Regions from separate parts of the Homo sapiens genome. Here all the other regions are linked to region 2. Evidence: chromatin loops called from intact Hi-C (ENCODE). Cell type or tissue: IMR-90. All regions are shown on one strand. Region 1 holds the start of TRIM5 (tripartite motif containing 5). Region 2 holds the start of OR52N2 (olfactory receptor family 52 subfamily N member 2). Region 3 has its middle 14 kb from the start of OR52A5. Region 4 overlaps TRIM6 (tripartite motif containing 6). Region 5 holds the start of LOC124902623 (a long non-coding RNA gene). Region 6 holds the start of LINC02749 (long intergenic non-protein coding RNA 2749).

Region 1 (5,000 bases), 120 kb before region 2:
TCCCACTTTGGCGGCACTTGAGGAGCTCTTCAGCCCACCGCTGCACTGTGGGAGCCCCTTTCTGGGCTGGCCAAGGCCGGAGCTGGCTCCCTCAGCTTGCAGGGAGGTGTGGAGGGAGAGGGGCGAGCGGGAACCGGGGCTGCGCGCCGCGCTTGTGGGCCAGCTGGAGTTCCGGGTGGGCGTGGGCTTGGTGGGCCCCGCACTCGGAGTGGCCGGCCGGCCCCGCTGCCCCGGGCAGTGAGCGGCTTAGCACCTGGGCCAGCAGCTGCTGTGCTCAATTTCTCGCCGGGCCTTAGCTGCCTCCCCGCGGGGCAGAGCTCAGGACCTGCAGCCCACCATGCCTGAGCCTCCCCACGACCCCTTGGGCTCCTGTGCTGCGCGAGCGTCCCTGACGAGCACCGCCCCCTGCTCCACGGCGCCCAGTCCCATCACCACCCAAGGGCTGAGGAGTGCAGGTGCGTGGCATGGCACAGGACTGGCAGGCAGCTCCACCTGCGGCCCGGTGCAGGATCCACTGCGTGAAGCCAGTGGGGTTCCTGAGTCTGGTGGGGACTTGCAGAACCTTTATGTTTAGCTAAGGGATTGTAAATGCACCAATCAGCACCCTGTGTCTAGCTCAGGGTTTGTGAATGCACCAATCGACACTCTATATCTAGCTACTCTGGTGGGGACTTGGAGAAACTTTATGTCTAGCGAAGGGATTGTAAATACACCAATCGGCACTCTGTATCTAGCTCAAGGTTTGTAAACACACCAATCAGCACCCTGTGTCTAGCTCGGGGTTTGTGAATGCACCAATCGACACTCTGTATCTAGCTACTCTGGTGGGGATGTGGAGAATCTTTGTGTCTACACTCTGTATCTAGCTAATCTAGTGGGGACTGGAGAACTTTTGTGTCTAGCTCAGGGATTGTAAATGCACCAATCAGTGCCCTGTCAAAACAGACCACTCGGCTCTCTGTAAAATGGACCAATCAGGAGGATGTGGGTGGGGCCAGATAAGAGAATAAAAGCAGGCTGCCTGAGCCAGCAGTGGCAACCTGCGCTGGTCCCCTTCCACACTATGGACGCTTTGTTATTTTCCTCTTTGCAATAAATCTTAATACTGCTCACTCTTTGGGTCCACACTGCCTTTATGAGCTGTAACACTCACCGCGAAGGTCTGCAGCTTCCCTCCTGAGCCAGCGAGACCACGAACCCACCAGAAAGAAGAAACTCTGAACACATCCGAACATCAGAAGGAAGAAACTCCGGACATGCCGCCTTTAAGAACTGTAACACTCACTGCAAGCGTCCGCGGCTTCATTCTTGAAGTCAGTGAGACCAAGAACCCACCAATTCCGGACACAGTATGAAGACATGTGTTTATAAACAGAGGTGGCACAACTGGAGTTCCACCCTATAGGCTAACACTCCTTTCTCTCCCCGTACTCAGTTCTTTTAAAGCCAATGCTTTCCACTGTTTTGGGGGAGGGGGCTTTAGAGAAGGAGCTCTCTTACTCTCCACTCCTAGCAAGAAATAAAACCTGCTTGCCTTTTTTCCCATTATCTTTGTAACCAATATGAACTAGGGAAAGAACTCCATTTACAGTGACAATGACAGGACTACAGAACTGGACAGCTGTCACACCATGAAGGCTGATGTCACAGAGCCAGGCCAAGGTGATGAGAACTGACCTGTAGAGTTATGCAGAAACACTACATTAGTAAACTAATAGGCATTAAATCATTAGGATTCCAAGGCCCCTGTCTTTGCCCTTGTTGTTGGGAGAAGACACTGAAAGAGAGAATTCTGGCTCTCTACAGCAAAGTTCAATTAAAAAGTATAGAGTAGGGAGGGGATGGGGAGAGAGTCAGCATGGAAAAATAACCAGCCTTCGGGAAACAAAGCCCTTCACTTTAAAGCTCTCCCTTCTTTCAAATCTGCCTGCCCGCCAGGCGGCTCTGTTCCCCTCAGTCAGCTCTGGCAGCAAGAAGTCTGTGAACTGTGTCTTTTCCCCACCCCCGCACAGCTTTTCAGATAAGTTAAACTCACCAAGGTAAATACAGTTTTGTCCCAAAGACTTCCTACTTCTGCCCTCCACAAAATCACTCAATACACCTTCAGACACCAGTGCAGAAGTGGTGATTCTGGGGAGAAGAGTGAAGACAGGCCAGGGAAGACGTGGTTAGGATTCACTCACCAATCCACGGGCCTGATCTGCACAAAGGAATTTTCCTAGAGGAACCGCAGGAAATTCTTGCTCACACTCAGGGCAGGAAAGTGAAAGATAAACTATGGGCCAATGGCATTTCTCCACGTAGGGCCTGGTGAGTCCCGCCCTCTGAATGAATCAGCCGGGCCGTGTAGCTGTGCTGTTCACAGGAGGAGCCGTGGGAACTAGAGGCATTCCCACTCAATCTCCCTTTTCTCTTGAGTCTCAGGATCTTGTTATCATGCCACTTCTTCTGACATAGTTTCAGATTAACCCAGCCAAGTATTAAAAATTAGAAAAGGTGCCCTTTTTCGAAATTCTTCCAATGTGCTCCTCTTGCTCCTGATCTCACAGCTGAGTTCTGCTTCTGGGTGACAGATATGGCCCAAAGAGAAGGAAGAACAAAGTTAATGATTTTTAGAGAATTGCAGTAGATTTCTGGTCTGGACTTAAAAATCTTATAGGACCTATGAACAGAAAAGGAGCTGCAGGTAGGAGAGATGTCATATTATTAAGACTCCGAAACCCAGAGAGGACAGGATGCTAGAAATTTATCTGGAGAGGGCCGGGCGCGGTGGCTCACGCCTGTAATGCCAGCACTTTGGGAGGCTGAGGCGGGCGGATCACAACGTCAGGAGATCGAGACCATCCTGGCTAACACGGTGAAAACCCATCTCTAATAAAATAAAATAAAATAAAATAAAATAAAAAATTAGCCGGGCATGGTGGCGGGTGCCTGTGGTCCCAGCTATTCCGGAGGCTGAGGCAGCAAAATGGCGTGAACCCGGGAGGCGGAGCTTGCAGTGAGCAGAGATCGCGCCACTGCACTCCAGCCTGGGCGACAGAGTGAGACTCCGTCTCAAAAAAAAAAAAAAAAAAAAAAAAAAAAAGAAGTTTATCTGGAGAGCGATAAAGAAATACCACATTATTTCTTTCAACTATTCACTTTCAAAGAACTCTCCAACTTCCCGCTGTTGTCTTTTCCAAAGTATCTATTGCATCCCTGAGCAGGGCCAGGCCTTCCTCTCTCTTCTCTTCTGGTTACTATGCAAAACTGGTCCAAAAGGCTGAACTGTGGTCCATGTACCATAGCCTCCCTTCTAAGCTTTCCCTTACTGGAACATCTCAGGAAGTCCACACTGGAACTAGGATCATTGGTAGAGAGGAGTATTTAGTTTGAAAATGAAAATGCCTCAGGAGAAGGCAATGGGGAGCACTGCAGTGGGCAGCCTGTTATCACTTAATTCCATCATCAGTAACCTCATACCCCCTCCACACTGTACCCCCGCAGCTTTCTGTTTCATGAAATCAGGTAGGGGGCTTTTGCATTTTGTTCTTTATTGTCTCAGATTTACTAGAATATGGTGTATATAAGGAGTAATATTTAAATAGATATGAAGATATATAGCTATTAATCTAATTTTAATTGAATATCTTGATGTCACATTTCTGTTCTATTCTTGCTGTAAAGATAACTGCTGTGTCACCTAGTTTAATTCAAATATTCTTCTGGCATTAGTAATAATTATGTGGCAGTAATAATTATAGTAATAATTATAATAATTAGTATTATTAATAATTACAATTATTAATAGTTACAATTATAATTAATATTACTAATTGTTATTTAGTAATAATTATGTGGCATTAGTAATAATTATGTAATGATTACATTTGCAGTGGCTCACACCTGTAATCCTCGCACTTCGGGAGACCAAGGCGGGTGGATCACTTGAGGTCAGGAATTTGAGACCAGCCTGACCAACATGGTGAAACCTCATCTCTACGAAAAATACAAAAATTAGCCAGGTGTAATGGCAGATGCCTGTAATCCCAGCTACTCAGGAGGGTGAGGAAGGAGAATTGCGTGAACCCGGGAGGTGGAGGTTGAAGTGAGCCGAGATCATGCCACTGCACTCCAGCCTGGGCAATAGAGTGAGACTCTGTCTCAAAAAAAAAAAAAAAAAAAAAAAAAAAAAAAAAAAAAAAAAGTAATTATGTAAATTTTTAAACAAATTTTAAACGATTTTTTAAAATATCCTCTCTGTTTTCTTCCTAAGTATTATTCAGACTCTAACCATATTTACTCTTATTTTGCTCTTTTTCTTGAAGAGAAAAATGTTAAATATCCATGGACCCAAAGGTAGAGATATTTCATTTGATTCCTTTTCAAGCAGGAAAGCAGGATATATAAGGTTTACAGGCTGGGCGCGGTGGCTCACGCCTGTAATCCCAGCACTTTGGGAGGCCAAGGTGGGTGGATCATGAGGTCAGGAGATTGAGACCATCCTGGCTAACAAGGTGAAACCCCGTCTCTACTAAAAATACAAAAAATTAGCCAGGCGCGGTGGCGGGCGCCTGTAGTCCCAGCTACTCGGGAGGCTGAGGCAGGAGAATGGCGTGAACCCGGGAAGCGGAGCTTGCAGTGAGCCGAGATCGCACCACTGCAGTCCGCAGTCCGGCCTGGGCGACAGAGCGAGACTCCGTCTCAAAAAAAAAAAAAAAAAAAAGGGTTTACAGAGAAAACACAGAGCTCCAACAATAATATATTTTTTCTACAATTTAGAACATAGGTTAGAATATGGAGCCTGCCAACATGCTCTACTCTGGTGATAAACTGTGTGTGGTGCATTCAGTTTTTCTATTGGCCCACGTTTTCTGGTATCTTGTCAGGACCTAATATTACTACTGTTTTCTCTCAGCTGCAATTAATACTTCATGAGATAAATCAGACCAGGATGAAAGTTCACTTCAGATGTTCAAAGCCAGACGAGAATAAAAGGATGGCTATGAGATCTATGGAAG
Region 2 (5,000 bases):
TGGTAAAGTTGGCAATTAGAGGGGGTGGTTCATTTGGTAAGGAGGAGGTAAGATTTTAGGTTGGTACAGCCTTCTGGGGAGGTCTCGCCGTGTTCATTGGCAGTCAGGATGACATCTGCTCATTGAGAACGTATCTCCTAACTTAAGGTGCCTTGGTACCCCCACCATGAGCAAGGTGTGAGGTCAGTGGTTTCTCTGAAGGGGCAGAGGTGTTTTTCTAAAGGAGAGACATACCTTTGCCATTGTTCGTCCTCTTCACAAGGCATAACAAGGCAAGCCTCAAAGGTAATGATTTGGGATGAGTCTGACTTAGTTACATTGATAATAAGGTCAGCAATAGAATGAGGAAAGAAGAAAGGGTAATAGAATAGATAAAAGAGAGTTAAACTTTCCTTAACTTTAGTTTGAGGGGTTTTTTCCCTTGAATAATGGTCCATGACTTTGGGGATGGTGGTGCTTTCTTGACTCGGGTATGATGGGTCCATCTTTTCTTGCTGTTTGGACTGCAGTTTCAGTGGTTTGAAGCACTAGGCCAGCTCCTCAGGCTGGTGTCAATATACTGGGAACTTTAGGGGTGGCACCTGTACCGGAAAATTTTGAGTTCTGAGGGAAGAGAAAGTGGAAGATAAACCAAGTATGTAGGAATGTTGGCAGTAGATTGTTTTGGGAGGTAGTTTGGACTTACTAGGGTAATAGGAAGATAGAAGACATTTCATCTATGGCAACCAAGTCTCTAGACTTGTTTGGCTAAGGGTATAAATTCCTAAACACATATAAACTTTGACTGTGTTATACATCGCTTGGGGTCTTTAATGGGTAATGTTTTTCTGAGTTCCCTTTAGTGCCTACAGGAGAAACAGCAGCCTGTTCGGCTTATCTGATTTGCTAGGTTATTTTAAAAGACAGGCTTTTCTGGTGCTTGGGGACATGGACAATAGATACTTGGGTGATTAACTCCTCATGAACAAGGCTTTGACTTTTACTATTAATCCAGTCTGAAATTTGCTAAATGTATTAGCCACTGTAAAGGCATATTTAGAATTAGTACAGATGGTTCTTTCCTGGTCCTGCAGGTAATTTAAAGCTTGACTAAGTGCAGACAGCTTATAAATTTCTCTAGGAACTTCTTTATTAATTACTGAACACCTGTTGCGTTCTTTTTCCCTTAATCATTCCTGAAGAGGGTTTCTTCTAAGTTTGGCCGAACGTTTGTAATCAGTTAAATCTAAACACGTGTGCTTTCTTTTTAGCTTTGGATATCTCATTAAGAAACTTGCTAGATTAAGCGAATTATCAGTCATTAATGTTAAACTATACTTTTAAACTCGTACTTATACACATGTAATACTTTTCTGGTGGTACATTTTAATATAAGTGACTTTAAATAATCAAAGTCTTTTCTGGTGGATATTTTCACTTTTAATACTGGCCTGACCCATAATAAATGCTAGCGGATATATCAGCTGAAAGATTATCTACTACTTGTTCAGGAAACTTAGCCGCGGGGATGCCTAGCTGCTTGGAGCCGCATCTGAAGCCTGTATTACTTGACCCTGGCAAAAGTAAGGCATATGTCCCATAATGTAGTCTGCTTAGGCATAGGCTGCGGCAGAGCATGGGCTTTTTCTGCTGTGGGGGCGCACTAGAGGCTGCACGACAACGACAACATGTTGAGGCAGATCCTTGATGTCGCTAGCCTGTCAAAAGCCACCTGGCGAATGAGGAGCTTGGATTCCTTTCACAGAGGAGGACTTAGGCTGGGCCTGAGGGGAAGGGTTGGGGGTATTAGATGGGGGACTAGGGGCATTAGGTAAAGGATGGTCCAGGGAATCCTATGTGCTGTTTTCTTTGCTAGGATCCTCTGAGAACCCTCCTTCACTGTCTCCACAGTAGGGGCAGGTGCATAAGGGAAAGGGAGGACAGGTCTTTGCCTCCAAAAAAGAGCATAGTCCAGTTCTTCTTGAGAAACTGGGCTTTTATTATTTACATGTTAAACTGAAAGTTGACATAGTATATCCTCAGTTGACCCAAACTTTGGCCAGAAGATTGACGGATTGAGGTTAGGTCTTTGAGTCCAAATAGAAAAGCAATATTTTATCATTTGTTGCTTTTTCTTATGTTTAGTTCTTTCATTATCTTCCCAACATTTTAGCATGAGACTTAGGGGACTATCAGGTGGTATATCTTTGTTACTATTCATATCCTTTTTCATGAGACTTAGGGGACTATCAGGTGGTATATATCTTTGTTACTATTCTTACCATTTTTGCTTGTAATATTTCCCATATTGGGTCTTGGCTAGGCGCAATCTCTCATATTAGGAATTTCTTGCCTAACGGGGCATTGCTGTGGCTCAACCCCATCATATTAGGGATTTCTCGCCTATTTGGCGAGGGATTCCTTGTGGCTCAACCCCTTGTGTTAGGGGACCTCTTGCCTATCCTTCACTGGAATCGTAACTGAGGCTCAATTCGCCTATCCTTTAGCCCCACCTGCTGGAGGCTCTTTGCATCCTTTCGCTTTGTCCACTCTGGCCGCTTCCCTCGTGGGAATATTTCAGGTTCCTCTTAGCCTTGATGGCGGGTCAGCATAAACCCCTGATGGGACCCCCATATGAGGTGACCACAGAACCACAGATTGGACTCATTCATTCTGCGCAGCAGGAGCGCTTGCTACCATTCACGCACTTTCAACCTCCAGAATGCCCCGACCCACGGCCCCCAACCACCAAGGAAGTACTTTGTCGCCCCTGTGACGTTTCCTACCTTGATCTGTGCACAGAGTTTACCTGGTCACCGCGGTATTGCAAGCCTCTCCTCCTCGCGTTGCTGAGAGTCCGAGTTTATTCATCACAATGGGTGGGTCCCGATCTCCCCTCCCTGAGACTACCGCAACGGGGCATTGGAATGCGTCTCCCCTGGGTAGGATGACTGAAGATCCCTTTCTGAAGGAGAGTGGGGATCCCAGATGAGCCCCCAGAGTTGTTGGGTGTAAAAATGCTCTAGGAATAAATGCTCAGTGCCGCAAAGTGAAACCAACACTTAGGCAAAAGTTCTCTTAGCAAGGCAATTTACTTCTGTAGAAGGGTGCCACTCGCATCAATCAAGATCACAAGAGCACAGGGAAGGAAGGAGAGCAGGGAGCTTTTATCTCTGACAGTTTCTACTTCTGTGTCACTCCCCCATGGGCTGGGGTCCCCCATGGGCTGTGTCACTCCCCCATGGGCTGAGCTGACCAGATTGGCTACTTGCAAATATCTTTCTAAATATGGAAGGGAAGGGGAACACGGGGTACAGTGGTGAGGCATGTGAGATGTGCAGTTTCCGGGGAACAATGAGTCCAGGTAACTACGGGAACAGATGTGAGTTATTGATTAGAGCTGATGGGAAGCGGTAGGCTGTTTTACAGTAACTAAGGAAAAGGAAAGTTGAGTTTGAGAACAAAAGACCAGGAAGTTAGCGGCTAAATCTTTGAAGAGGAACTCAGAGAAAATTATTGTATCTTACATTGTCTTTCAAAAAAAAAAAAAAAGTAAAGCTATTTTCAAAGCAGTTCTATAAAAAAGCTGAAAAATGATTACCATTGCCCAAGGATAGTTTCACTATTCTGTGGGCTAATTAAAGACAAGAAATTTAAATGTGTCCCAGAGATTCTGGCACATTGTGTCTTTGTTCTCATTGATTTCAAAGAACATCTTTATTTCTGCCTTCCTTTTGTTATTTACCCAGTAGTCATGCAGGAGAGGCTATCACAATCTGAATTTAGTACAAGAAGATACTGTATTATGAGAAAGAACAAATAGCAGTAAGTTTAAGGAAAGGAAGAGAGATTTGGGAAAACGGTATAATTAATTATTCTACACTTATTACTTCAAGTATAAGGACTTCATTTAGAACAACATTCTTCTTGTCATAACTCATTCCTCTGAGTGGGAGAAGCATCAGATATCAGTGAGCTATGGGTGAGCTATATGCTGAGCCTTGACGCTTCACAGAAGTCAATCTCCCTGCCTGAATAGGCCACGCATTCTGGTCTGTCCACATTAGCAAAGTCAGTGGCCAAGCTTTCCGAAAGAGACTTGTATGTGTCTATGCTAGGGACTGGATGAGCAAGCTAGTCTAAATCAGAGGCAAGGCAGAACAAGGTATTTTGCCTGAAAAATCTAAAGCCTCATTTTCCCAGATGTATATCATAAAATTGTTGACATTCTCTGTCAACTCCTTGTCTCCTGTGTGTCTCAGCTCTGAACTGAGGAGGAAAGTACAAGGTTGTATTAAGAGGCCCTCAAAAATCCCAAAACATTTTAAAATGGAATTATGATGGAAAGATAAATAAATAAGGTAGGGGAAAAGTCAAATGAAGCAAAAACGCAAAGGAATGTGTTATAAGTATGAGATGTAATGTCACAAATTACAAATACCAGAAAAGACTTTCAGAAGGAACAAATGCTCAAGGTGGTACAGAAGATAAGCTGGTGTTAACATTGTGGAAGGGGGATGGGAGGTAAGAACTGTTTAAGGAAGAGGAAATGGCCGGCATGGAGGTTTTGAGGAATGAATGTGCCACACATGAAGGGACTGAAAACAAGATTAAGTGGGCTCAAATCAGGGGCCAGTTCTATCTGAGTTTATAGTACACAATCTTTTTTTTTAACCTAATATGTTACCTTTTTGTTGTTTTGTTATTGTTGTTTTGCTTCATACTAAACCTAGAGCCCTATGCCTATGATGTCAGGTAATTTCATAGAGTCATTTTTGGGTTTATGGTAAGAACAAGAGAGACAATGAAAAGGTTTAAGAAGATGAATGATAAAAGCTTTCTACTTGGAGATAAAAATTTTTTTATTGTAATACAGAAAGTTGAGAAAATAATTTTTGAAAAAACTATTGGCAAAAGTGGCTAAACACAAAATATATTAAAATATTTATAAAATATGATATATAAATATAATTTAAACTTTGGCCACCTGTTTTATTCTTGATATGTAAGATTTAATATAA
Region 3 (5,000 bases), 680 kb before region 2:
AAGTGTTCAAATATGACACTGCTGCAAGACTCAGACTCCATTCAGTAGACAATGACAGTCACATAATTTTGGTGTATTACCATAGCAATTCTGATACAGGAGACAACCGTATACAAAAACTCTGTAGTTCATATAAGCACCCTAAACCTCTCACACCAGGACTTTTTCCACACATTGGAGGGTAAAGACATATTTAAACTATTTATATATAAATTTAAAATTAAGGAAATTTTAGAGTACCTGGTTTAGGAGAAGAGGAACCTCAGGTTGTATCGTCAGGGGAACCATGAAGAAGATGTTGAATTAGTTAGAGGTGAGGTTTAGTTAACGAGTTTGGAAGCCTGAATCTCCATATGGAGGCAGTGTGAACAGATATAACCCTTACATAGAAATCAGGCCCTGGTGTGTGATGTTCCCCTTCCTGTGTCCATGTGTTCTCATTGGGCCTGTTGTGGGGTGGGGGCCGGGGGGAGGGATACCATTAGGAGATATACCTAATGTTAAATGACAAGTTAATGGGTGCAGCTCACCAACATGGCACATGTATACATATGTAACTAACCTGCACGTTGTGTACATGTACCCTAAAACTTAAAGTATAATAATAATAAAAAAAAAAGAAATCAGGCTACTTACTGCTGAAGGAAAGTCGAAAGCTCTATTTTTTTTTTTTATCTTCTGGAAAAGTTGACATACGAAAAATATGATGGGATGAGACTATTTGAAAATTCTCCAAGAAATTCAATGGGAAATAATTGACAAACATGTTGAGGTGGAAGTGCCTTGGGAAGCAGCAGAAATAGAGAAACATCCAAAACAAAATTCTGATTGCAATATAATGGCTGTGGCTGGGACACTTAACAATTTCCAGTAACGATACACTGGCAAATAACTATGGTTCAGTTGCAGGGCTGGTAACATGATATTATGCATCAATGATTTTTTTTTAAGTGAGAGCAGAGAGGTTATGCAAGTGATTAGTTGTCTAGGTCTAAATCAAGGTGATCCATAAATTTTATAAGTGGTGTGCTAAGCATTTCTAATATTTCTCCATAACTCAAGTCATCACATCCAAATATTATTCTGTGTTCTTCCCTGGCCCCTAGTCACCATGATAACCACAGATTTAAACTCTGGAATGTTTTGGAGATCATTACATTGTTAGAGCCCAGAAAACCAATATCCCTAAATATAGCACTTTAACATTCTGAACTAAAGAAGCAACCGCAAGGTTTCTCTGACATCCCCCAGCCCTTCCTGTCTTTCACTTCTTTGTCTTTCCCAAAGCATGGGATGAGGTTATTCTCTGAAGTTCCCTTATCTACCTAGACGCTAGACCCCTAAAGAGGAACACAATTGCCTTCAATCCCTTCCCTGAAATTCCATTAACCAGAGAAGATTAAAACTCATATTACAGAGGAAGACACTGAAAATTAAACACCACACCTGGAGCCCAGATGAACTTCATCTCAAACTATTGTCTCTTCTCAGGTCCCATTCAATCTCTCCCCTCCCCTATAAAGAAGGATATATAAGCATCTGTGCTTAATTGAGTTATCAGGTAATCATTCTCCTTGGAGTTCTCCATGCTTATGCATGTTAATAAAATTCTATGTCTTTTTCCTGTTAATTTGTCTTTTGTCGATTCATTTTAACAGACGTAGACTTCAACCTTCAGAGGGATAGTTTCAACTTCCCTACACACTCATGATCCTTCTCTCTTTCAAGTAAAACATCTGCAGGTCTAAATTACTTCTCCAATAGCAGGCTCCTAACTGCCCTTAACATCTCAATCTTCCAAAGTAGATTCTTCAACTTATCATTATTGTTCTTTAATTGTAGTTCATAGAATTTCAAAGTGAGACCCTAACAAAAATATACTCTTCATGTTTATGATTTGGATTTTTTCTGGAGTCTACATTCATTAGCTGCACTTGTACTTGTACTTCAGGATGTACTGTTTCACCTCCACTTGAGCTGTACACATTCCTAACTATAACTTACTCAATATCCAGGAGCAACAGTGACAAGTGACTGGCACAGAGGAAGGTTGCTCTCTGCTGGTCCCAGCTATGTAATATTTGTGGTTTGTAACATAATTTTCCCTGATTACCAAAGTTTTATTAGCCTTTCTCAAATCCTGAGAGATATTTTTTCCCTAGGGCAAAGATGGAAGTTTAAAGCCAGCCATTTCTAAGGGTTAGCGGCTTGCTCAATTCCCTGGGGGCCTGGCATATCTAGTATGGCCAGGAGATGGCAGTGTTGAAGCATCTTCTGTTAGTAAAACACATCCCTGTCTCTCAGAGCCCCAGAGATAGGGTTTATCTCGTTCTCACTTATTTGACAAAGAAAAAGGACACTAAAATAAGGCAATGCATCAATTGAGACTCCATTTCATCTCTGAACAAATTGGACAGCGTTACTGTATGCTTGGTAAGGAAAGGGAATCGAAAACAAAACAAATATTGTACCTTGTATTTACTCTTGACCATCAAAGGATTTCCAGAAGGCATTTCAGTGATCCAAGAAAGAAGTGTGTTTGGAAGTGGTAGGCAGAACAGGGTTGAGAGTACAGTAATGCCTGTAAGAAGTAAGACTTGCTAAGAGAAAGGGAGGAAAATCAATTATGCACAGATGATTTTTGTCCTATTTTAAGAGACAGAAAATTAGAGCAGTCCTTCCTAGAAAAGTAAATCACAAGCTTTTTTTTTTAACAATCTCTTGATCCCAAGAAGTTCCCTACTCTTAAATATCTTTAATACAGAGTTTAATTTAAAATGCATATATGTTTTGGCTTTTAGTTTTTCCTTATTTAAAATTAATTAATGCAGAACAACACAAACTAGAGAACCTAAACGAAATGGACTAATTCCTGGAAACATACAACCTCTCAATATTGAGCCAGGAAGAAATTGAAATTTTAAGCAGACCAATAACAAGTTCCAAAATTGAATCACTAATAAAAAAACCTACCGACCAGTAAAAGCCCTGGACCAGATAAACAGCCAAATTCTACAAAGAAGTATAAAAAAAGAGCTAGTACTCATCCTACTAAAATGATTCCAAAAAGTTGAGGAGGAGGGACTAATCCCTAACTCATTCTGTGAGGCCAGATTTGTTCTGATACCAAAACCTGGGAGAGACACAAGGAAAAAAGAAATCTTTAGGCCAATATCTCTGATGAACATAGAGTCAAAAATCCTCAACAAAATACTACAAGCAAAATCCAGCAGCACATCAAAAAGCTAATCCACCAAGATCAAGTAGGTTTTATTCCTGGGATGCAAGATTGGTTCAACATACATATAACAATAAATGTAATTCATCACATAGACAGACCTATAAACAAAACCACATGATTATCTCAATAGGTACAGAAAAGCTTTTCGTAAAATTCAACATCCCTTCATGTTAAAAGTCCTCAACAAACTAGGCATTAAAGGCACATACCTCAAAATAATAAAAGCTGCCTATTACAAACCTACACCCAATGTCACACTAAACGGGCAAAAAATGGAAGCATTCCCCTTGAGAACTGGAACAAGACAAGGATGCCCACTCTCACCACTCCTATTCAACAAAGTACTGGAAGTCCCAGCCAGAACAATCGACAATAAAAAGAAACAAGAAACAAAAGGGATCCAAATAAGAAGAGGGGAAGTCAAACTATCTCTCTTCACCCGCAATATGATTCTATACCTAGAAAACCCCATAGTCTCTGCTCAGAGGCTGTTAGAACTGCTAAACAACTGAAATAAAATTTCAGAATACAAAATTAGTGTACAAAAATGAGTAAAATTTCTACACATCAACAACATCCAAGATGAGGGCCAAATAAAGAATGCAATTCCATTCACAATAGCCACAAACAGAATAAAATACCTAATAATACAGCTAACAAGGGAGGTGAAAGGTCTCTACAATGAGAATTAAAAAACACTGCTCAAAGACATCAGAGATGACACAAACAAATAATAAAACATTTCATGTTCATGGATAGAATCAGTGTTGTGAAATGGCCATATTTCCCAAAGCAATTTACAGATTCAATGTTATTCCTATCAAATTACCAATGCCATTTTTCACATAATTAGAAAAAAAAATCTAAAATTTATATGGAACCCAAAAAGAGACTGAATAGCCAAACAAATAGCAAGCAAAAGAACAAAGTCATGGAGTCACACCAGATGACTTCAAACTATACTCCAAGTCTACAGAAACTAAAACAGCATGGTACTGGTACACAATTAGACACATAAACCAATGGAACAGGTTAGAGAATTCAGAAATTAAGCTGCATGCCTACAACCATCTTATCTTTAACAAAGTTGACAATATGAGTAATTGGTAAAGGATGTCCTATTCAGTAAATGGTGCTGGGATAACTGGCTAGCCAATACAATCTTCTGTAACAGATGCAGAAGATTGCATATGGCTAGCCAGTTATCCCAGCACCATTTACTGAATAGGACATCCTTTAAATATCAATTCAAGATTAATTAAAGTCTTAAATGTAAGACCTCAAACTATAAAAACTCAAGAAGAAAATCTAGGAAATACTATTCTGGACCTAGGCCTTGGCAAAGATTTTATGATGAAGGATCCAAAAGCAATTGCAGCAAAAACAAAAATAGACATAACTATACTAAAAAGTTTCTGCACAGCAAGAAAAACTATTAACAGAGTAAGTAGACAAGCTACAGAATAGAAGAAAATATTTGCAAAATATGCATCCAAGAAAGGTCTACCAACCCCATTAAAAAGTAGGCAAAGAACATGAACAGATATTTCTCAAAAGAAGATATTCATGGGGCCATCAAGCATATTAAAAATGCTCATCACTAATCATTAGAGAAATACTAATCAAAGCCACAATGAGATACTACCTCACATCAGTCTGAATAGTTATTTTTAAAAGGTCAAAAAGTAACATGCTGGTGAGGTTGTAGAGAAAAAAGGATGGTTACACACTGCCAGTGAGAATGTAAATTAATCTAGCC
Region 4 (5,000 bases), 210 kb before region 2:
CCACCTGGTTGTGAATTTGGGCTCTTTCTTCTGCTAATTTGATGCACTGGGCTCTGGGACTGCAGGCTCTTCTCGTCTGCACTCCTCACAGTCAGAATGCCTTCTCTCAGCCCGTCCACACTGCTCTGGAGACTTGGCCTCAGTTGGAAACTGGCAGCCTCCCATATCTCCCTTGGGCTGCACTTAGCTGCAGTGGGCAGTCAGGGCTTGCTGGTGTGTGGGCAAGGGTCACCTATGCTAACTGTATGCTCCCCTCCTTCACAATTTCTTTCCCAAGCCTCAGCTTTGACAAGAGACCTCAACTCTTACAAATCTTTTTTCTGCTCAAGAATTTTTCTCTGTCTAAAGAGAGTATTAGATGAATATCTACAGCGCATATTAGATAGGAAAAAGACATATAATGAACTAGAAATAGAATGAAGCCACATATGTAATGTTACATACTCAAGTAGCCTCATTAAAAATAAGCGGGTGAAATTAATTTTAATACATTTCATTTAACCCAATACATGCAAAATACAATTAGGACATGTGATCAACATAAAAAAATTAATAAGATCCTTTAACTTTTTTAAACTAAATCTTCAAAATCCAATGTGTATTTTGTACCTAAAGCAACCCATTTCTGAGTAGCCACACTTCAAATGCTCAAGAGCCATATCTGGCTACATGTTTGACAACACAGTTCCATTATGCTTAGAAGATCAGAAACCAAGCTTTTAATTTTTCTTGTATTTTTTTGTTTCTGTCAGTTTATTGAGTTCTATCTAGTAAGTTACAAATTGTAAGCATACAGTTCTGTGAATTTTCACAGTTGCAGTCAGCTGTGTAACCACCACCATGATCATGATACATAAAGGGCATTTCCCTTTATGTATTCACCCTTCAAATTTCCTTATGCCCTTTGCAGTTCAAACTTTTCTCCCACTCCTGGGCCCTGGCTTCCACTGATGTACTTTCAAATACCATAGCTTTCTCTTTTCTAGGATTTCACATAAATAGCATCATACAATAACTTAAATTTGATGTTTGGGTTCTTTCACTTTGCATGCTTTTGAGATTTATCTTGTTGTATATATTAACAGTTTAATTGTTTGGTAATATGCCACTGTATGGATACACCACAGTTTGTTCATTTACCAGTTAGTGATGTCATGGATTCTTTTCAGTTTGGGACTATTACTACATTGCATTTATGAGGCAGTAGTTCTCCTTCAAGAGAATTGGGTACGCTAAATACAGTTTTGCCTGAAATGAAAGTGTGCATGTGTTTGTTGGGGAGGATGAATTGGAATTGGACTTTCAATTAAAATATAATACCAATACAATTATTATATTTATTTATTTATTTATTTATTTATTTATTTATTTTGAGACGGAGTCTCGCTCTGTCGCCCAGGCTGGAGTGCAGTGGCACGATCTCGACTCACTGCAAGCTCCACCTTCCGGGTTCACGCCATTCTCCTGCCTCAGCCTCCCGAGTAGCTGGGACTACAGGCATCCGCCACTACACCCAGCTAAATTTTTGTATTTTTAGTAGAGACAGGGTTTCACCGTGTTAGCCAGGATGGTCTCGATCTCCTGACCTTGTGATCCGCCTGCCTCAGCCTCCCAAAGTGCTGGGATTACAGGCTTGGGCCACCGCGCCCGGCCAACACAATTATTTTTTAACAGTAACACTTTGATAAGATAGCACATTTATTTCTATACTCTAGTGCCAACATCAAGGCCAACTATAAGCTCAGCAGTAAGCTATAATTTTCAATCCATTATAAAGTTAATTGATCATTTCCTGTGTTAGCTGCAGTGCTAAGGTCTGGGGCACCTGGAAGATAAATAGAGCCTCTATTGCCTCTAGAGCCTCTATTGCCTCTATTATCAAAGGCAATAGAGCCTTATAGTGCAGTGTGCTAAGTGAGATGATGTGGGTATGGTAGGAGATATTAACAAAGGAAATAATAGTGCAGTTCCCACAGGTGTGATTAATTTGGTTAAACAGACTCTCAGATGATAGGTAAATACGTCTGTAACACCAATTAGTACTACCAGTTAGATGCACAGAGTTCATTAATTTGTTAATTATATTTTGCACCCTTTATGGAGATGAGGAATATAAGGGAGTAATAAGAGCTCCAGCTCTGCAGCCTGCGTATCTGCATTCAACACCGGCCCCGCCACTTGAAAGATCTACTAAATACCAGTTTATACAACTATGAGATGAGATTTAAGGGACATTCATAATGTTGTTATGTGGAATTATTGAGTTATTATGTACAAAATAATTAAATTCTTGCTGAATACCTAATGGGCTTTCTGTAGATATTTGCTGTGAGCATCGCTGCTGCTAAGCATGGCAAAGCTGAAGAGCCAGGCTAGTACTTGCAGAAGCACCACAGAACACTAGATGGCAGCGCCAAGAACCTGTTTTCGGCTCGCTAGATCCCCCAGCAGGGCCGCTAGGAGGCTTATGCTTACATCCCATGACTTTTTCTTACCCTTATCTGAGACACTTTCTCAGGCCCTTTCTTCTAAGGGGAGTGTTGTTATTGGGAGGCAGTTTGATATACTTTTTAAATCCACCAGGTCCTCAAGATGGGGGTAAATTGGTACAATTTACAGGGCCTTGTGTTGAGGCCCACACGGACTGTTTTTTACATCAGTGTACATTTACTTTTGCTGGGAAACCAGCCAAAGACAAGTTAGAGAATTCTGCCTGCTCCCTACGCACTGTGGCCTGTTCAGAACAGCGAGGTCACGCCTGGAACCAGGGCCAGAGCTTCACATAGGCAGTGTTAGCTGGCTCTTCTTTGGTGGCCCAAACACAACTCCAGGTAGACAAGCAGAACAAATGGCTCCCAGTGAAAATAACTCAGTGCTGGAAACAGTTTTAAAAATTTTCTAAAGAGTATTCTCAGTGTGATTTTAAACAATGGTAACGTAATTTATCAACAACTCTTCCAAGAAAAATAGACAATAAAGGTCATATTTCTCAATGAAGATATAAGGTCTCAACTGCCTTACCGGCCACCTCTCCTTACATATGGACCCCCTTAGGATCCTGCTGAAGTTTAAGACAGGCCCTGGCAAAATCCCATCATCAAATAGGATCTCTCTCATTTCCATACTTCGAAAGCACTTGGTCCATGCCTGACTTTCACAGCCTTTACCACTGACTGTCTTTGGTCAAAGTTATGAGTTTGAGGACGAAGCTTTGAACTAGCACCCTGGAAAGGTTAGGTTATGCCAATTCTACAACTTACAAGGTGCATGATTGTGTAAAGTCACTTAATGTCTCTTCTTATTAAAGAATGGAGAATACTCTTATTTATGCAGAGTTGTCCATGAGGGATAAAGAAAGCAAGAGAATGTGATTTCTAAATCACAACTGGTTACAGAATCATGAGTTGTAAAAATATTACCTCCCCAGGCTGGGCGCAGTGGCTCACGCTTGTAATCCCAGCACTTTGGGAGGCCAAGGCAGGCAGATCACTTGAGGTCAGGAGTTCGAGATCAGCCTGGCCAACATGGTAAAACCCTGTCTCTACTAAAAATACAAAAATTAGCTGGGCATGGTGGCGCTCACCTGTAATCCCAGCTACTCAGGAGGCTGAGGCACGAGAATCGCTTGAACCCGGGAGGCAGAGGTTGCAGTGAGCCGAGATAGTGCCACTGCCCTCCAGCCTGGGCGATAGAGCAAGACTCAGTTTCAACAACAACAAAAAAATTACCACCCCTTATTGTGGCCATTGCTGTTTCTTTGGTTTTTTTCTGAGAAGGCGAGCATGTGGTGAGAGGGCTCTATGTGGAGCAGGGCCGTTAAGAAGTGGAAGTGTTTTCACAGTCTTAGAGATCAGATACCAGAGAGTGATGCAAAGGTGATGGCAGAGAGGTGAAAGAGCTCATGGAAAGGTCACAGATGATCACTGTAGAGGATGAGGGGGTTCTGACCCCCTCATTCATCCAAAGTTGAGGACCTATATGTCAGGCTCTATGCTAGCTGCCGAAGATACAACCATGAACAAAAAGTCTCAGATCTCATGGAGCTTACATTTCACTGCGAGGATTCAAACAAGTAAAGATCTGTATTAAGTGGTGTAAGAAGTAAAATAGACCGGGTGCAGTGGCTCATGCCTGTAGTCCCAACCCTTTGGGAGGCCAAGGCGGGCGGATCATGAGGTCAGGAGATCGAGACCATCCTGGCTAACACAGTGAAACCTCATCTCTACTAAAAAATACAAAAAAAATTAGCCGGACATAGTGGCAGGCACCTGTAATCCCAGCTACTCGGGAGGCTGAGGCAGGAGAATGGCTTGAACCCAGGAGGCGGAGCTTGCAGTGAGTCGAGATCACGCCACTGCACTCCAGCCTGGGCGACAGAGCAAGACCCCCTAATGAGGTGAATATGTGGAGAGTGATTGTATGGTGGCTGTGCTCTAAATAGACTAGTCAGAGCAGACCCTTCTGATAAGGGAATAGGTAGGAAGCTAGTAAGTCATGCAGATAGCAGAGTAAAGGGTCATCTTTACATCACGAACGACAAATGCAAAAATCCTGAGGCAGCAGTGTGTTTTAGGTGCTTTTAACATTGAGGATATGTTTTGGGTGAGAAAAGGTCACACAGTCTCCAGGTGCGGTGGCTCATGCCTGTAATTCCAGCACTGTGAGAGGCCAAGGCAGGAGCATCACTTAAGGTCAGGAGTTCAAGACCACCCTGGCTAACATGGTGAAACTCCATCTCTACTAAAAATACAAAAACTAGCCAGGTGTTGTGGCACGTGCCTGTAATCCCAGCTACTCAGGAGGCTGAGGCAGGAGAATTGCTTGAACCTGGGAGGCGGAGATTGCAGTGAGCTGAGATTGTACCACTGCATTCCAGCCTGGGTGACAGAGTGAGTCTCCATCTCAAAAAAGAAAAAAAAGAAAAGATCACACAGACAGTGACTCACACAGGCCCCTCCTTTCCAGGGCCTCAGTTTGTCTCTATTCAATAGGAGCAAGAG
Region 5 (5,000 bases), 550 kb after region 2:
TGTGTGGTTTTTCTTCTCCTCTCTAAAAAAAAAAAAAAAAAAAAGAAAAAAAAAATTCGAAGTTCTCTACCCACCTTTATAGCTCAATGAGCTCATAAATAGTCATCAGGACCTGCTGGTTGTTGCAGATATTTACACCAAAACTTCAAAACAATGCACACTTGCAGGATCACTGTCTTACTAGGTATCTTTCGGGACTGCATTCCAAAAGCTCTCCATTTCCATTACTGTGTTCCATGGCCAAGACCCACCCACATGGCCACCACCTTTGCTTCCTCTGTACCCCTGTACTCTAGTTGTAAATGCCAGTTGCTTCCCACCCCTCACTTCCCTGCCACACCACCATATATATGACAGCTAGCCATTTTATACCAGCGCTACTCAAAATTGTGGCCTACAGGCCAGTATCCACCTACAAATTATTTGTTCCCATGAGAAGATAAGTTCAGAAATGGAGAGTAAGCATTTAGAAATGTCTATAGCAATTTGACAGAATCATTATTTATCATTTAATTTAATAACAAAAAGTACACCTAACGCCATATGGTATCCTGAATTAGATTCTGAAACAGAAAAAGGACATTAGTGGAAAAACTGCTGAAATCTGAAGAGAGTCTGTAGTTTAGTGAATAGTACCATGCCACAGCTAATTTATTAGTTTCGATAAATGTACCACAGTTATCCAAGATATTAACATTAGGGGAAATTGAATGAAGGGTACACAGCAACTGTCTACTCTCTTCGCAACTTTTCTGCAAATCTAAAATTATTCCAAAATAAAAAGTTTATTTTTACAAACTGGGTTCATATTTTGTGTCTTTTTAAATTTTTTCTTTTTTTTCTTTTTTCTTTTTGAGACGAAGTCTTACTCTTGTCCCCTAGGCTGGAGTGCAATGGCACGATCTCGGCTCACTGCAACCTCCGCCTCCCGGGTTGAAGCAATTCTCCTGCCTCAGCCTCCTAAGTAGCTGGGATTACCGGTGCCTGCCACCACGCCCAGCTAATGTTTGTATTGTTAGTAGACACAGGGTTTCACCATGTTGGCCAGACTGGTCTCAAACTCCTGACCTCAGGTTATCTGCCCACCTCGGCCTCCCGAAGTGCTGGGATTACAGGCATGAGCCACCACGCCCGGCCAAATTTTTGTTTTTCTAGCAATTTAATTGCATTTTACAAAAGTGTCAGTCTGCAGTGGATTTGAAATGCAAATGTTTAAAATAAAATTGGTCTTGTCACCATGGATAGTTTGAGAAACACTGCTTTGTACACTCTGTATCCCCCATGGAGCTTGTCACCATAATTGCTATGCACTCTGATCACTAATACTTGTTGATGATGGCCAAACCCACAGGTGTGAGTTTTGGAACCAGTTGCTGCACATTGTAGATAAAGTCACAGCCCAGGGCCCTGTCAATCCTCCAATACAGGGACATTTCAGGACTCTGTTGTATACTGAATACTGCCATATCCCAGGGCCCTGTCACATCGTAGCTGTTGCACACCAGATACTATCACAGCTCAGGGCCAAGCAGGGGCTGTGACAAGCCCCTGGGAAATGCCAGTATATAAAGATTGACAGGACAGGCCCTGGGTTGTTCTGCACATGGAGGTTCCTGGGACGTGCCATTATTTGAGGGATGCCAGAGCCCCACTCTGTGTCTATATCTGGGGTATGACAAGGCCCTGGACTGTGACATGGTTCTGGAATGTGGCCACGCCCCGTGAGTGAGGTATTGAGTTCTGGGCTGTGACAAGTTCTGACTGTGCCAGGGTACAGACTCTTAATTCCTTCTGGAATACTGAGAGTGCCGGGAAATGACAGCTTAATGTTCAGGGTACGTCTTAGTTTGTCTTGGATCTTGTGACAGGGACAGCTGCATTAGTCTTGGAGTGAAAGTGTATCTGAGTATGTTGGGCCACATTTGCAGTAGTTTGTTCTGAACTCCAGAGCTATTGACCAAGCCCGTCCTGCCTTCTGAGGTATGGAAGACACTGAGGCCTCCTGACCCACGGCACAGCATTCTCTGCTTCCAGCGCGTCTGCCTTGGGCCATCACCCCAGAGAGTTTGATCAAGGTCTGTCTTACCACACCCCCTCCCAAATTCTTGCAGCTCCCAAAGCTGCTGGAGGCAGCACCTGAGCCTGTCTCTCCGCTGAGCTTCTTCACCCCAAGGACTGCCTGCTGGCTGCCCACTTCTCATCAGGCAAGGCCACAGTGCCATCTGCTGGCTATTGGGAGCCATGCTGGTCAGGTTGGGAGGGCACAGGAGCATGCTAGGCTGACAAGGAGCACTGAGCTCTCCCCACCTCAGCTCAGGAATAACAGAAGTGGCCTTTCCCTTAAGCCCCCACTGACCAGAGCCCCTCATTCAGGCTTCAGTCACCAGAGCCCCCTGCTCAAGTCCTTTAGTTACCATGGCCTCTAGGTCAGTCTCCTCAGGAATCAGGGCCCCTTGTGCAGCCCCCAGTCCCACCCCCCACTGACCAGAGCCTCAGTGACCAGGGCCCCTAGGTCATGCATCCAATGACCAGGGCCTCTTTCTAAGGCTCTCTACTGACCAGAACCCCTCATTCTAGCTCCATGGTGGTGAGGGCACCTCATTTAGGCTTGGCTTCACAATCAGGTCATTCAATGACCAGGACCTATAGCTCTTGACCCCCAAAGACCAGGGCCTTTCTCAGACCCCCACGACCAGGTCCTTTCAGTGACCTATAGTCCTCTCTTTTAGGACCCTCTGTGCCTAGGTTACTAAAGACCATTACTCAGAGGACATAAGGAGTGGTGTTTGTGGGGGCTCTTTGATCCCCAAGAGCTGGACAGGTCCCATCTGTTTCCTCTGTTTATCGTCCCCTTCCCACTGGTCTCCAGAGAGGCCTCTGGCCACTGGGGCTTTCCATTTTGTTTTGCCTGTGCTCCCGGGTCCCTCTTCAGACATGGCCACAGCTGTGCCCAGGTCTCATAACAAAGGTGGTCTCTGTTGAGTTAACTAATCCCATCCCGGGAACTGTGGCCCAAGAAGACTAGATTCTATAGCATGGCAGCCCACCTGGGCCTCGCATCTGCTGGCCCTCTAACACCAGACCACACACCCCTGTGCCATCTCACCACCTCCCATAGGCAGGCCTCCCATCACATCTATCTCAGGCCGTATTACCCAAAGGCCAAATGCTTCCAGTCCCAGCATCCCACCAGTCCCTGGCACCTGTCCTAGATACCAAGTGTGACTTTTCCCATTTTCCTTTTCTTCCAGACCCAAGCCTAATCCAGGTCCTACCCTTCTCAGCCCCCATCCCACTTGGGTTTATTTACTTATTCAAACAAACATCAAATGAGCATCTACATATTAGGATTCTAGATAGGGGTGTGGGGTCAGTGTGCAGGGACGGCAGCATAGAAGAGGGACTTTGGTTGAGACTTGAAGGATGAATAGGAGTTTGCCAAAGGGTCAAAGGATAGGAAGCTATTTGAGGAAGAAGAAACTGCATATACTACACAAATATACAGAGGACCCTGGTCAGCCATGTGGTTGGAGCACAAAGTGAAAAGTGAGGAGAGAGGGAGAAGAGAGACTTGAACAGGGAAGCAGAGAACAACAGATGGAAGATCTTGTAGCTGAGCTAAGGAGTATGAATTTTTTTCCCCTAGGATGGAAAAACACAGAAGTTTTTTCAAATTTCCAAGTAGGAAGTTATGATTCCAAAAAAAAGAAAAAGAAAAAGAAAAGAAGGCTTTTTCTAATTAGAAAGGTCAGGTTAGTGGCATTGTGGAAGACGGATTGGACAGGGGCAAAAGTAGACCCAGGGAGACTAGTCAGTCTAGCCAGTCAGCCAACAAGTGTTTTGTAAGTTCTGTAGTAGGTTAAATAGTTGCTTCCCCCACTCCAAAAGTTATGCCCATGTCCCAGAACCCGTGAATGTGACCTTATTTGGAAAACAGAACTTTAAAGATGTAATCAAGTTAAGGATCTCAGGATCCTTGATTATCTGATGGGCCTTAAATCCAATGGCAAATGTCCTTAAAAGAAACAAATGCAAGAGAAGGCCACTGAAGACAGAGGCAGAGATTGCAGTGATGCAGCCATAAGCCAAGGAATGCCCGGAAATGTCAGAAGCAGAAAGAGCAGATTCTCCCTTCAAGCCTTCAGAGGGAGTGTGGCCCTGCTGACATCTTGACATCAAACCTCTAGCCTCCAGAACAATGAGAATAAATTTATGTTGCCTTATGCCACCAAGTTTGTGGTAATTTTTTACAACAGCTCTAGGAAACCAATACACACGCTGACCAGGTACTGTGGTAGACACTGGGCGTATCATAATGAACACAGTAGATGTTTCCTGCCCTCTTGAATCTTAACAGTAAGCAAGTTTATTCATTCATTCACTCAACAAATATTCATTTGGCACCTGTAATATTCCAACCACTGTTCTAGGTACTTGGGTTACACTGGTGAAGAGTCTCTACTTTTGTGCAGTTCATTACTAGTGGAAGAAACAGACAGCAAACAAGTAAATAATAGAAGAGAAGAGAACAAATGAATAGAAACAGTAAAATAGAATGGAAGAGAGTAGAATAGAAACACTAGAACAGAAAAGAACTAAACAGAGCATATTAGAGTAGAACAAAATAGAATAGAATAGGAGTAGGGATAAGTGACCTAAAGAAAAATAAAGCTGGGTAAGGACAGGGTGAGGACCCGTTCCTCAGGTTTCCTTCCAGACCTCCTCCTGCTTGGCTCTGAATTGCTGGGGAACTGGTCTCTGCAGGCTGCATTTCCCAGGCTCCCGTTAGCTGGTGGACTTTGACCATTCAGATGAACTGGTAGGAGACTGGCAGTCAGAATCCAGCAGCCTGCCAGGATTTTTCACCACCTTTTCCTCTGCCTCTGCTGTGACTGTATCTCATTTAAGCCTCCATTGCTGAATAGGCCTGCTGTGGTTCTACCTTCTACACAGTGGCCTTCTTCCTGGGAAAAGTCTCTTCTCTGTCCCTCCTGTCAGGC
Region 6 (5,000 bases), 1.6 Mb before region 2:
TGCTGATGAGGGTGCAAACCTGGGGTTTCCTTTCCGTGGCTGGTACAGAGGCAGGATACCACAGTGGGTACCAGGACAGGCCCTGCCCCTGGCTGCCTGGGTTCCAACTCACTTACTATTAGTGTGGTCTAGAGCAAGTCACTTAACTGCTCTGTGCCTCAGTTTCCTCCTCTGTGCAATGGGGATAATGATAATGGCAAGCACTTGCGTAGCACTTGTAAGGGCTTTCTTTTAAGGATTTTACATCTATTACTCATAGGATCCTCAGATTCTGTGTCTTTTTTCCTCAGATGGCCATAATACCTGGGTAGCTTTAAGGAATAAATTAGTTAATATACGGAAGGCACTTAGAACAGTGCTTGGCACATAGGCAACGCTCAGTAAATGTTAGTTATTCTTATTCAGCACCACAGAGTGGAGTCCCAGGAGGCTACAGACAGAATTCCTAAAAATAATGAAGATGATTATGATAACACTAGCAACAATAAAACATGCCCTCATAGTTTTACAGCACTTTTTAGGATACAAAGACTCCCACAGCTATTGTTTCATCTGAGACTGAGGAGACAAGTGTGTCTAAAAGTGTACACAGAAAACACTTTTTAAAAAGACATTCTTATTAGCATCCTGTGGGATGTCTTTTTTAAAAGTGTTCTCTGTTCAAATAAGTTTGGAAAACACTGAATCAAACCAAGTTAAACACTTTTCTTCTTGGAGAGACTCAAGCTCACTAAACGTTGTCAGACCCCACAAAAGCAGAGGGAAGTACAACATGCAGTGTTTCCCCAAATTATTGGGCCATGAAATCCTTTGTTCTGAGGAGTTGTGACTCCTGGAAGACACTTTCTCAAACACTGGGGTAGGCCGGGCGTGGTGGCTCATGCCTATAATTCTAGTGCTTTGGGAGGCTAAGTGGGAGGATCACTTGAGACCAGGACTTTGAGACCAGCCTGGGCAACATAGAGAGACCCTGTCTGTACCAAAAATAATTAAAAAAGAGAAAACACTGGGGTAAAGAGCTTTGGCTTTGTCACTGGCTGTGTGCCTTCAGGTCAAGTCATATGAATCTAGGCCTCAGTTTTCCCATATGTAAAATGGGAATAAACGTACACTCATGATGGGGCCATCAGTGTTGTAAGAACTAAATGAGGTCACTGGAGTAACGTACACAGCCTAATTCCTGGCAAATGGACAATAAACGTTAGATTATTATCGCCGTGACACCCCTATGAAATAACACCATTATTTTCCCCACCCAGATGGGGAGCTCAGTAGGTAGCTCCGGGGCCCTTCACTTTAGTGTGTCAGTGGAGCACCCTCACATCCCAGGCTGGGCGCCAGAGGGCGACTGGCTCTTTCCCTTCCCTCCCCATTCCCTTTTAAAGATGGATGAGGCCTCGGTTCAATGAGGGCCCCAGGCAGGGGACGGCCACACCCAGGTTTTTGGAGGGGCCGGGGAGGGCGCGTTCGGGGATGGCACTGGGAGTGGGCAGGGCTGACGCCCCTTTGCCCCCAGCCCGGTCTTCCTCTACGGCGACTTCGCCGCGGGGCAGTGCGGGGAGGCGCTCAGTGTAGAGCTCGTGGGGGCCTCCGCTGACAGCGGGGCAGGGACTGGGAGAAGGGCGGCGGCGGAGCAGGTCGCGGGCTGGTGCGGGGCCTGGGGGCACTGCCGAGCCTACACTGCGGCGGCCGCGGCGGCGGCGGCAGCGCGACAAGTTGCCATGGCCCGGCTGCCGCAGCTGCCCTCCCAAGGGTCTCGTTAGCTCTGCTTGGCCGGCCACCGCCGACTCGGCCCTAGGGACCCCGGCGACCTAGCAAACAGCCGATCCGCCGGGCGCTGACGAGGCTCGGGGGAAGAGGGCGGCAGTCCAGATGGCGCGCAAGTGAGTGCCAGGCCGCGAGGATTTGCCGCCGGGACCCAGGGCGCACTAGCTAGGTGCGCCGCCCACCCGCGGCCTCACGGGGGCGCCCGAGTCCACTGAATGAGCCCGGCGGGGCCGACAGCAGCAGTCGAGCGCGGGTGCGCCACTCTGACCGCCGCTCGCTGGTCTCATTGCCGGGGCCTGAGCGGGGGCTGGGGTGGGTGCCAACGAGGAAAGCACAGTTGATCTGCAAGTTAGTGGGCGGGGAGCCAGTAGGGAGGGACTGCGGAGCCGCGCTGGTCCTGATTCTTCCTCACTCAGCTATTTTAATAGCAATGAAATCTTGAAGGAGTGCTCTGAGGCTGATAGAGCTGTAGGAAAAGGTCTTGGGCGTTCAGATTTTTGGATGCTTCGTATTTTTCAACTTTATTATCTGGCAACAGTCTTTAAAACTCAATGACCAATTCCAGTTCTAGCCTTAAACCCAATTAATCCTTAACTATGAAAGCAGCATCCTAAAGTCTACTTTCACTTGTTAGCGGCATCTGTGGAAGTAGCCGAGGGTCTCAGGCAGTGCAGTAGCTCTCTGAATAGCCTCTCTTTCCTGAGAAAGGGAGCCTCAGCTGCTGTGCCCACCAGGCCTGGTGGGAGCGTGCGCTCACTGCGTAATAGAGCAGGGCTGTGCTTGTGAGGTCCCTTTGGCCCAAACTGTGCAGGATCTGCTGCCTGCCTTTCCTTTTTGTTGTATCGTTATTGCTTTGGCCCAGAAAGCTCTGATGCTACCTGCCTGCAAATAGCTCATCTTTACTCAATACCCGGGTCCTCACCCCTTTATACTGTGCCCCCTCTGGACTGTGATGCCTGATGCTTGTGTGGTCAGATTGCATTGACAAGAGATCTCTTCCTTGTCTTATAAGGGCACTAATCCCATCAGGAGGGTCCCACCCTCTTGACCTAGTCTAAACCTAATTACCTCCCAAAGGCCCCACCTCCTAATACCTCATTGGGGGTTCTGGCTTCAGCATAGGAATTTGGGGGGGCACAGAAGACTTTAATCCACAAGAGATGGGTTCCTGACAGTAGTAACCACTCCCCATCCACCCCTGAGTGCTGGTAGTCAGGGTCACGTTAGACTGGAGTGGTATAGAGAAGACTTCACCACTCTGTAGAAAAAGGCAAGAAGTCTTAACTGAAAGGGAAGTTTCTGGTCCCTTTTTCAAAATTACCTCCCTGGCTCTTTAAAATGCTGTATTTTATAAAATGTTTTCGATTTCCCTTTCAGATGTGCAGGCCAACCTCAAGGTGTGGGTTGCTTAGATTACAAAGGAACTTGAATTCTTTCATGTTTTTGTTTAAAGTATCACTATCATCATCTAAAGCCAAGATTGGCTGCTTTGAGGACCTTTTCTGAACCGTGTACTAGGATAATAACTCTGAAGGAGACTGTTCTTGGAAAAGGCTGATGTTGGGACCTTGCTAGCCATTTTGGAATTAGGGAATGAGGTGTATTGGCATGAGCAGCAGCACTTTTGTGGCTGTCAGGCAGAGATTTTCTTTTCTTTTTTCCTTTATAAGTCACCCAACCCAAATTGTTATCAGGCAGATATTTTTATAGGGGTAGTGGGAGGCAGTTCCCAAGTCCCCTGTCCCTCTCTGCACCTAGTCTACCCTCTAAGATTGCAACCATCATAGCATCTTCTTACACATTACAATGCAGTAAACTTGGGCACATTGAGCACCAGTCATGGCCGCTGTGTTCCTGAAGGTACAGAAGTGGCACTGGGGCCAGGCTGCTGTCTGGAAAATGTTAGCCACTTTGGTGGTACTGCCCTTCCGACACCGCCTCCTCACCTCCCCCACCCCTACACACAAAAAACAAGACAAGTAGAGCAAACAAACCACTTCTCCAGGTAGACAGACCTGCAGGTCTGCTCATGGTGACCCTCTCTTTAGCCTGCATTGTTTCCAAGGCCTTCAGCTGGCCTATTGTTTGCTAAGGGCCCACACCTTGGCAGGAGCTGAAAAGAGAGGATTTCCTTTTGCTCAGGGGAGGAGGGTCTGTCCTGGGTTTGCAGAGATAGGCTTCTTGTCTATGCTGCTGAAGAAAACAAACTAGACAGGAGTCAGATGTGGGCTCTACCTTCTTGCTCAGTCTCTAATTCACTGTGGCCTTGGGCAGATCAGTTCTCCATCCTTATTAGTATCTTGGGTGGAATACTCCTTAAGGAATCTTTCAAGTATTGAGTGCCCCCATGCCCCCACCACCTTCCACAACCAGGCCTAGGTGAGGCAGGAAGGAAGAAAAGAAAGTCTGGGTGCAGAGTGTGTAGTATGCCTCACAGTACAGCCTGCAGGAAGGCCTTGGATAAGAAAGGCTGAGTGATATTCCAGGGGGTGGGACAGAACAGAGTGTGGTTTGGGTGGGAAGATGACCTGGTGAACCTCAGGTTCTCTCAAGGCTTTACAGAGGTGGGAGCAGGGCCATGGGTAGGCTGGCTACAGTATCCCTGCTGAAAGGGAATACTTGTTGGTACAAACTCAGCTCTTGGGGCAAGGATCATATGAACTTGCGGTCATGAAAGTGTAAGTAGGGTAGAAATATGAGGAAGGGAGAGGCACTTGGTCATGGCCAAGGCTGGAGTGTCATTAATGTGTGGGGGTTGAGGAAGCAGGTCACAGGATTGTTGGATGGCTCATTCTACAGTCTTGTGCCCTGGGAGCCCCTCATGTGGGAGACAGGTGGTGGATGTCAGGAAGAGCTAGAGGTGGGAAGGGTAGGCTTGATATTTAGACTATGTGTCAAGTAGGGCAGGGCCAGTTACTGAAATACCGAAACACTAGTTGTCATTTGGAAATGGCTGAGGCCCCAGGCTCCCTGAGGCCCCCAGCCACCTTGTCCTTGGAACCTTGCTGGTGCTCACTGGCCCATACACTGTCTGCCCAGTGTATTCCCTGGGCTCTGACCCCAGTCCCTATGTGTCCTCTTGACCAGGGTATGCACCTGGACGTCAGTGGGAATTCACTTCCCCAGGGGAAGTGCTGGAATCCCCATATACACTTCTGGCTCCTGAGGCTGTGTCTGCTGGATGGTGCCTCCCCAGTGTCACTGTCCCGTGGTGGCTTGTGGGAACCCTGCCT

What was found. Peaks named below come from ENCODE experiments on the same cell type or tissue, not always from the same donor. Only the 100,000 strongest peaks of a DNase experiment are listed, where the experiment ranks them.
Region 1: a loop joins it to region 2, with 5 times the contacts of the local background. A loop is called at or near these places in 32 of 110 quality-filtered maps.
Region 3: it touches region 2 in a loop (8-fold over the local background); 60 of 110 quality-filtered maps call a loop at or near these places.
Region 4: a loop joins it to region 2, with 10 times the contacts of the local background. A loop is called at or near these places in 51 of 110 quality-filtered maps.
Region 5: a loop joins it to region 2, with 8 times the contacts of the local background. A loop is called at or near these places in 4 of 110 quality-filtered maps.
Region 6: a loop joins it to region 2, with 5 times the contacts of the local background. A loop is called at or near these places in 8 of 110 quality-filtered maps.

Annotation. Positions count from the first base shown.
Region 1 is chr11:5,682,833-5,687,832 of GRCh38, forward strand. It overlaps TRIM5 (tripartite motif containing 5), which reads right to left and starts at 2,242. Exons shown (of 8, transcript NM_033034.3): 1 at 2,036-2,242. RefSeq lists an enhancer at 2,000-2,249. In IMR-90, a CTCF peak has its summit at 1,948; a DNase peak (open chromatin) is centred at 2,279; H3K4me3 peaks cover 1,395 bases; H3K27ac peaks cover 979 bases.
Region 2 is chr11:5,806,134-5,811,133 of GRCh38, forward strand. It overlaps OR52N2 (olfactory receptor family 52 subfamily N member 2), which reads left to right and starts at 2,791. Exons shown (of 2, transcript NM_001005174.3): 1 at 2,791-2,921. In IMR-90, a CTCF peak has its summit at 2,494 (motif pointing left); a DNase peak (open chromatin) is centred at 2,498; H3K4me3 peaks cover 781 bases; H3K27me3 peaks cover 537 bases.
Region 3 is chr11:5,121,997-5,126,996 of GRCh38, forward strand. No RefSeq gene overlaps it. Among named protein-coding and RNA genes, the nearest start is that of OR52A5, 14 kb to the right of the region's middle. In IMR-90, a CTCF peak has its summit at 2,252 (motif pointing right); a DNase peak (open chromatin) is centred at 2,285.
Region 4 is chr11:5,598,050-5,603,049 of GRCh38, forward strand. The region is part of intron 1 of TRIM6 (tripartite motif containing 6); the gene reads left to right. All of the region lies in intron 1 of TRIM6-TRIM34 (TRIM6-TRIM34 readthrough), which reads left to right. It also overlaps a transcript of TRIM5 not described here. Among named protein-coding and RNA genes, the nearest start is that of TRIM6-TRIM34, 3.9 kb to the left of the region's middle. RefSeq lists an enhancer at 2,310-2,604. In IMR-90, a CTCF peak has its summit at 2,433 (motif pointing right); a DNase peak (open chromatin) is centred at 2,432.
Region 5 is chr11:6,361,036-6,366,035 of GRCh38, forward strand. It overlaps LOC124902623 (a long non-coding RNA gene), which reads left to right and starts at 1,760. Exons shown (of 2, transcript XR_007062571.1): 1 at 1,760-2,075; 2 at 3,252-4,232. RefSeq lists a silencer at 2,044-2,338. In IMR-90, a CTCF peak has its summit at 2,226 (motif pointing left); a DNase peak (open chromatin) is centred at 2,216; H3K27me3 peaks cover 298 bases.
Region 6 is chr11:4,185,766-4,190,765 of GRCh38, forward strand. It overlaps LINC02749 (long intergenic non-protein coding RNA 2749), which reads left to right and starts at 1,387. Exons shown (of 2, transcript NR_047550.1): 1 at 1,387-1,439. RefSeq lists silencers at 1,882-2,071, 3,699-3,924. In IMR-90, CTCF peaks have their summits at 1,336 (motif pointing right) and 1,958 (motif pointing right); a DNase peak (open chromatin) is centred at 2,056; H3K4me3 peaks cover 726 bases; H3K27ac peaks cover 138 bases.